3 separate regions of the Homo sapiens genome follow, and regions 2 and 3 are each linked to region 1. Evidence: read pairs that join two places in POLR2A ChIA-PET (ENCODE). Cell type or tissue: MCF 10A. All regions are shown on one strand. Region 1 has its middle 14 kb from the start of SRSF3. Region 2 has its middle 8.2 kb from the start of PANDAR. Region 3 overlaps CDKN1A (cyclin dependent kinase inhibitor 1A).

Region 1 (2,500 bases):
ACATTTATTTTTAGTTTAGATAAAACTACCCATGTTTTCAATGAAAGTATTTTACAAATACAAATTGGAATGTTGATTTGTCATTTAATTGTTTCATAATTTTCCTACATGTCAAAAGTCCATGATACAAACACTGACTGGGATACAGTGATAAATCACAACACCAGCTCAATATCTAGAAAGAAAAATCTATATAATATTTGTGTTTGACTGGAGTGCAAGTTTAGGCTGTTGACCTTTAACAATTCATTTTCACCCCAGTTTTCTTTTTGGTTGGTTGGTTTTGAGACGGAGTCTCACTCTGTCACTCAGGCTGGAGTGCAGTGGTGTGATCTCAGCTCACTGCAATCTCTGCCTCCCAGGTTCAAGTGATTCTCCTGTCTCAGCCTCCTGAGCAGCTGGGACTACAGGTGCGCACCACCATGCCTGGCTAATTTTTTGGTATTTTTTAGTAGAGACGGGTTTCACCATATTGGCAAGGATGGTCTCGATGTCTTGACCTCATGATCCGCCCGCCTTGGCCTCTCAAAGTACTAGGATTACAGGCGTGAGCCACTGCGCCCCGCCCCAGGCTGTTTTTTATAAGATGGTATTTCACTGTTGCCCAGGCTGCACTCAAGGACCCCTCCAGCCTTGGCTGTAATCCCAAAGTGTTGGGATTATAGGCATGAGCCACTGCAACTGGCCATCCCAGTTCCAGAGCTCACATTCAAATGATAAGGAGAGACTAACCAATCTGAGGTGAAGAGGAAGAAATAAATGCCTTAATCATGAAATAGGGGTTTAGAGCCAGAAACAGTTGAGAATGTAAACTGCACTAGGATTTAGAGATAAAAGGGTTTATTTAAGTTTGAAGTGGGTCCAAATCTGATTGGTTTTTTTTTACTTTCCTTTAGCCATGTATTTGAACAAGCGTGTATAAGATAACTTGTCCAGCTTTAACACTGACAGGAAAGCCAAGAAGTTGGGAGTATTAGAGTGCATTGATGAATGGCTGGCTCGCTCATTCTAGCTGCTTGGAGTTTAATGAGGACAGGTTTACTGAGCTGGCAGTCTTGGTTAGATTTCAGTTGGCAATATATAGCAATCCATTTGACATGAAATTGGCCTCAAAGAGTGAGGTTGGAAGAAGTCACGTGCTTTGTAAGTTGGAGTATGAACACACTGACAAGGAGGGCTAAGAACTGAATCATTGAAAGTATCTGCCTTAGGCCAGGTGCTGTGGGTCACACCTGTAATCCGAGCACTTTGGGAGGCCAAGTTGGGTGGATCACGTGAGGTCGGGAGTTTGAGACCAGCCTGACCAACGTGGAGAAATCCTGTCTCTACTTAAAAAAGCCGGGCATGTTGGCACATGCCTGTAATCCCAGCAACTGGGGAGGCTGAGCCAGGAGAATCGCTTGAACCTGCGAGGCAGAGGTTGCAGTGAGCCGAGATCGTGCCATTGCACTCCAGCCTGGGCAACAAGAGTGAAACTGTCTCAAAAAAAAAAAACAAACCCAAAACATCAAACAGGGAGGACTTTTCAGTTTTACAGAGAAAAGTATACAAACCTTTTTTTTCTCTGTGTGTCTCTTTTTTTTTTCTTCCAGAGATTCATGAGCTCTTGTTTAAAAATGATAGCCCAAGTTAGGAGACTGTTGTGTCTTATTTCTGAGTTGCTGGTGAAAAAATAGTGGTCGAAGTTAAGTAGACAAATTTAAGTGATCACTTACTTGGTAATTAAAGCTCTTTTTCTTCCCAGCATTTTGGGAGCCCAAGGCAGGTGGATTGCCTGAGCTCAGGAGACCAGCCTGGGCAACATGGCAAAACCCCGTCTCTACAAAAAGTACAAAAATTAGCTGGGCATGGTGGTATGTGCTTGTAGTCCCAGCTACTGAGGAGGCTGAGGTGGGAGGATTGCTTTGAGCCCAGGAGGTAGAGGTTGCAGTGAGCTGAGATTGTGCCACTGCACTCCAGCCTGGGTGACAGAGTGAGGCCCTGTCTCAAAAACAACAACAAAAAACAAAAACAAGCTCTCTACAGCAGCTGGCAGTCTATTGACCTGGAAGAAAGCTCCATTCCTTTCCTCAAGTAATTTTGATTAATTCTCAACAGAAGTGGGTGGAAGGAAAGGTTTTTACTTACTCTGTCATCCAAGACTGGTACCTGAGCCACTGCCAGCTCTTGGGTATGACAGCAGTTGACAGGAATAAAATGATTCAAAAGGGTGTTAGTAGTAAGGTTAATGTGATCATCTCCATTTATTGAGGAAGAGATTTAAGTTCGGAGGGGCTTGGCAAGTTGTCTAACTTCGCAGCCCAGTGGTAATGGAGCTGAAACTATAAACTTGGTTACAGGACCAGGTGTAGATAAACTGGAAAGGGCTTCAGAGTCGATAGTCCAAATTCTTATTAGTTTAGAGATAAGAAAGTGGATTTGTTCAAGGTCACACAGGGACACAGTGGCAGAGCAGGGCTCTGGTGCCTCAACAGCAAATCCAGGGCTTGTTATAGGGAGC
Region 2 (2,500 bases), 59 kb after region 1:
AGGCGGGTGGATCACCTGAGGTCAGGAGTTCGAGACCAGCCTGTCCAACATGGTGAAACTCCATTTCTACTAAAAATATAAAAACTTTAGCTGGGTGTGATAGCAGACACCTGTAATCCCAGCTACTCGGGAGGCTGAGGCAGGAGAATTGCTTGAGCCTGGGAGGTGGAGGCTGCAGTGAGCCAAGTTCGCACCACTACACTCCAGCCTGAGCAACAGAGTGAGACTCCATCTCCAATAAAAAAAAAAAAAGAATGATTCCATTCCTCCTCTGCCCCCTCCCCATGTTGTTAGCTGCTTGTAAAACTATGTGTGTTTGTAATAACAGAAAACTAGAGACATCCTAAATGTTCACCCGTGTGTTGAAGTCCAATGCAGCAGTAAAAAGGAAAGGGCAGGATTTCTATGTACTGATGTGGAAAGCCACTAAGATAAATTGAGTGCAAAAACAATGTGCCCAACACTGTGTTTCCATTCAAGCAGATTAAAAATATATATGTATATTGTGTATAGGTCCCCAGCCCCTCATCCACAATTCCCAAATCCAAAAGGCTCTGGAAACCAAAACTTTTTTCTTTGGTTTGTGGCAAATTTATTTGGTAGCAAAACCAGAGCTAAAAGGATGTGAAGCCATTTGCAGTTTTTAATTGTCCCTGTTAGTGTGAATACATTACAGCCCACAGCTAGCAGGACCTACTGTCTTGGTTTGCCTGGGATTGAAGGGGTTCCCTGGACATGGAACTGGAACAGTCTGGGGCAAACTGGCTGACTGCTCACCCTGGGCGGAGCCCGCTGGTGTTGTGGAATACAGGCTGTATGCACTTTATTACCTGTCTAAAATGGGAAAAGTTCTAGATTCTGCAACCCATCTGTGCCCAAGGGTTTCAGCTGAAGGACCTGGATGTTCTTAGACTATCTGTGGGAAGGGGACACAAGCCACCAGCCACAGCCTCTGGGAAGAAAATGGGTAGCTGGAGGGTAGGGGTAGGAGGGAGAGTTTTCACTGAATAGCCTTTTGCATCTTTTGACTGTGGACCATGTGAATGTATTATCTACTGAAAAAATAAATACAGGAAACTATGGACAAACAAAACGCTCTGCACTTTTGACTAAACTACAAATAGAATTTTAAAGATTTTGGAAAAAATAAATTACTGTGATGCTGTCAAAGCAATGCTTGTCTTTTGGATTCTGCTGATTCCAGTGTATCCTGTTCTCAGAGCCACTTGTCTATTGAACCCTAGTCTGGGAGTCTGGCTTTTTGTTTTCTGAGCTCAGGGGGCTGTGTAGGTCTCTCCTAGAGCAGCAGGTAGACTAAAGCTCCTACTTCAGCAGCACGCTCCACAGTCAGGGGTGATTTTTTTTTTTCCTGGTTGGTAGTTATTATTATTTTGAAAAATCCAGAACAATCATGCAAAGCAAGTAGAAACAGGCTGGGCCAGCTGAGAGTGACCATATGCCCTGGGTCTCTTGGTGATATAATTAGCTGTTTTCTTCCAGTGGTGAGTGGGTGGCTCACTCTTCTGGCACCCTGCAAGGCCGCATGATGATGCAACAATGCAACAAAAGACAAGCCCGGGCAAGGCCAGCGGGAGCTCTGCCGGCCAGAGTTGCTGATGCGAGGCGATGCACGGGTGTGGGGAGGGTGTTTCAGGGCTGCAGGGAAGTGGGAGGCCCCAACTGCCCAGGAGGCAAAACTGGCCTCCTGCTCACTCAGCCATGAGCTTTTCTACCCCAAACCCTGGCTCACTCCTTCCTTCCCTCCTCCCTGTTCAGTGGCAGAATCTATTCCTAGTTCACTCAGTCTCCCAGGGGTTAAAGGGTCCGTTGAGACTTCTAGAAGTGAGATAGAGGGGCCTGTGCAAGGAGAGACTAAATCAGGCTTCCCAAGCCTTGAGGATGGAGGGTGGGGAGCTTTCAATTACCTGGGGAGATTTTTTCAAAATATCTGTACACTTGTGCAGCCGGCAGACCCTTATCCAATTTTAATTCAGTGGGTTGAGATAGGGCTGGCACTTGGAATATGTATTTTAATTGTGTTAATTATTATCTAAGATGGTATTAACGATTTAAAAATATATATTAAGAAGAATAAGCCTACTTTACACCCCAAGACAGACAGGCTGTGCACAGCACAACTCCACTGGTGGGTGCTGTCCACCCAGGCTTCCTAATGGTGCCCTGGAGGGGGTAACACAATGGACCTGCTCCTCTCTCCAGAGGCAGCCATTGCCACTGTTTCCTGTGTCTCTCCTTTTTTTTTTTTTTTTTTTTTTTTGAGACAGGGTCTCACTCTGCTGCCCAGACTGGAGTGCAGTGGCACAATCTTGGCTCACTGCAGTCTCGACCTCCTGGGCTCCTACCTTAGCCTCCCCAGTAGCTGGGACCACAGGCGTGTACCACCACACCTGGCTAATTTTTGTATTTTTTTGTAGAGACAGGTTTTCACCATGTTGCCCAGGCTGGTCTCTAACTCCTGGGCTCAAGTGATCCCTGTGCC
Region 3 (2,500 bases), 74 kb after region 1:
TCTTTCTTTTTTTCTTTCTTTCTTTCTTTCTTTCTTTCTTTCTTTCTTTCTTTCTTTCTTTCTTTTTCTTTCTTTCTTTCTTTTTCTTTCTTTTCTTTCTTTCTTTCTTTCTTTCTTTCTTTCTTTCTTTCTTTCTTCCTTTCTCTTTCTCTCTTTCTTTCTCTTTCTCTCTTTCTTTCTTTTCTTTCGACAGAGTTGCACTCTGTCACCCAGGCTGGAGTGCAATGGCACCATCCTGGACTCAAGTAGTCCTCCTGTTTCAGCCTCCCAAGTAACCGGGACCACAGGCGTGATCCCCCCGCCCCCATGCCCAGATTTTTTTTTTTTTTTTTTTTTTTTTGAGATGCGGTCTCGCTCTGTCACCCAGGCTGGAGTGCAGTGGCGTGATCTCGGCTCACTGCAAGCTCCGCCTCCCGGGTTCACGCCATTCTCCTGCCTCAGCCTCCCGAGTAGCTGGGACTACAGGTGCTGCCATCATGCCCGGCTAATTTTTTTTTGTATTTTTAGTAGAGACGGGGTTTCACCGTGTTAGCCAGGATGGTCTCAATCTCCTGACCTCGTGCTCCGCCCTCCTCGGCCTCCCAAAGTGCTGGGATTACAGGTGTGAGACACTGCACCCAACCACCCAGCTAATTTTTATTTATTTTTATTTTTAGTAGAGACAGGGTCTCAGCTAGTTGCCCAGGCTAGTCTTGGACCCTTGGGCTCAAATGATTCTCCCACCTCTGCCTCCCAGAGTATTAGGATTACAGGCATAAGCCACTGCCCCTGGCCTCCCCAAGTGATTGTGATGGGCCTCTCTGGTTAAGAAACCTCAAAATTAGAGAGGGAGTGGGGTTCAATACTACAGCACAGGACTCAGGGCAAACAGGCCTGGGTTCAGATCCTGGCTGTGCCACTTATGAACTGTGTGATGTTAGGCAAGTTACTTAACTTATCTGAGCCTTGGTTGCCTCTTCTGTAAAAAGGGAGCTAATAGATATCCACTTTTTAGGAGGATTGATATTTTTAAACTGCTTAGAACAGCCCCCAAACATAAAAATATATAAATAAATCCCAACTCATGCCTAGCAGAGGGTGGATAGAGGTTATTTGAGGGCTCTGTCCACTGTACTGGGTGACCCCTTTATGGGGCAGTGGCCTTTGGCCTTTTTAGCTGTATGACTCAGGGGCAAGTCTCATATCTCTTCCATCTCCTGCCCTTTAAACTTGGTGTGAAGTTACCAAGAGCCTCCTCTCCCAACCAGCTGGGACGTGAAACTGTGGGCTCCACTGATCACAAGCAGTGGGGTGAGGTGGGGTGGAGCAGATGTGGCATGTGTCCCGGGCTTCCTGCCTCATGAGGACTCAGCAGAGCTTTCACCCCCAGAAACTGCAAGTTGGGACTTGTCCCTAGGAAAATCCAGTTGCTGCCAAGGTCGTGCAGTCACTCAGCCCTGGAGTCAAGCCAGAGCAGGCAGGTAGGTGCCAGGGCTCCCTCATGGGCAAACTCACTCTCCGTTTTCCCTCTCCTGAAGGGGGAGGAGAGGAGCCAGGTAGACCAGCCACCTTTAATTTTCTTTTTGCCTGCAAAACGGTTTCCTTGGACACAGGCAACACGAGGCAGGGGCTGCCAGGTGTCTAGACTTCAGATCACCTGATGTGCCTGGCAGGATGTGGCTCAGCCTGGGAGAAATCATCCCTTGCGCTGCCCCGCCCGGCCCCTCCTTACCCCTAGGCCACCCGCCTGACGACATCCTTGGGAAAGGCCCTCAGCCTACAGCACCTGTCAGCTGCTGTCTGAAGGAGGTAGTTGGCAGGGGGAAGTGATAGGGGGGAGGCTCAGTAAAACTGAAGGCAGAGAGGAATAATCATACTTCTGTTTTCAATGCACTTCTCTATACGAAGTGCTGCTGGCACGTTACCTACATTAACTCAGTTAATTCTCATGTCTATCCTCTGAGACAGTCACTATTACTATCCCCATTTTATAGATGAGGAAACTAGAGCTCAGACAAGTTAAGTTGCTTGCCCAGGGTCACCTAGTAAAACCTGGACTCCAGCCCAGGTGATCTGGCTCCAGAGCCCTCCTGCTTAACCACCAGGATACAGCCTTTCATTCAGCTCTGTTCTGTCTGCCTTGCTGCATGGACTCTGTGATCAATTTCTTGAGTATGTGTCTGTAGCCATGCTCTTTAAACTTGTACATGGCCCCATTTATGGATGAGGAAACTGAGACCTAGAGACATTAAGTGGCTTTTTAAAGCTTACGTAGTAACTGGCAGAGCTAGGACCACAACCCGGGTGCTTTTTGCCCCAAAGTCCCGGGTACTTTTACTTGGCAGAGCAGGGTTACCCTACTTGGGGATCTGGGTCGGGGGACTTAGGAGGCTGGAGGAACTGTCAGACTGTTTCTTCTTTTGGGAATTGACCTTCTGGCCAGGGCTGCGATTAGGAAACTGCTGGACTCTGGCAATTCACACATATTTGGGGGGCATTCACACCCATGAGGGACACCTCT

The links. Peaks named below come from ENCODE experiments on the same cell type or tissue, not always from the same donor. Only the 100,000 strongest peaks of a DNase experiment are listed, where the experiment ranks them.
Region 2: POLR2A ChIA-PET joins it to region 1 with 12 read pairs; 25 of 35 experiments call an interaction of 5 or more read pairs at or near these places.
Region 3: POLR2A ChIA-PET joins it to region 1 with 19 read pairs; 27 of 35 experiments call an interaction of 5 or more read pairs at or near these places.

The regions. Positions count from the first base shown.
Region 1 is chr6:36,606,957-36,609,456 of GRCh38, forward strand. No RefSeq gene overlaps it. Among named protein-coding and RNA genes, the nearest start is that of SRSF3, 14 kb to the left of the region's middle. In MCF 10A, no CTCF peak of the experiment used is centred here; a DNase peak (open chromatin) is centred at 1,235.
Region 2 is chr6:36,665,691-36,668,190 of GRCh38, forward strand. No RefSeq gene overlaps it. Among named protein-coding and RNA genes, the nearest start is that of PANDAR, 8.2 kb to the right of the region's middle. RefSeq lists enhancers at 486-1,267, 1,264-1,743, 1,268-2,049, 1,442-1,736. In MCF 10A, no CTCF peak of the experiment used is centred here; a DNase peak (open chromatin) is centred at 1,551.
Region 3 is chr6:36,681,271-36,683,770 of GRCh38, forward strand. All of the region lies in intron 1 of CDKN1A (cyclin dependent kinase inhibitor 1A), which reads left to right. Among named protein-coding and RNA genes, the nearest start is that of CDKN1A, 3.8 kb to the left of the region's middle. RefSeq lists enhancers at 1,316-1,435, 1,716-1,835. In MCF 10A, no CTCF peak of the experiment used is centred here; a DNase peak (open chromatin) is centred at 1,411.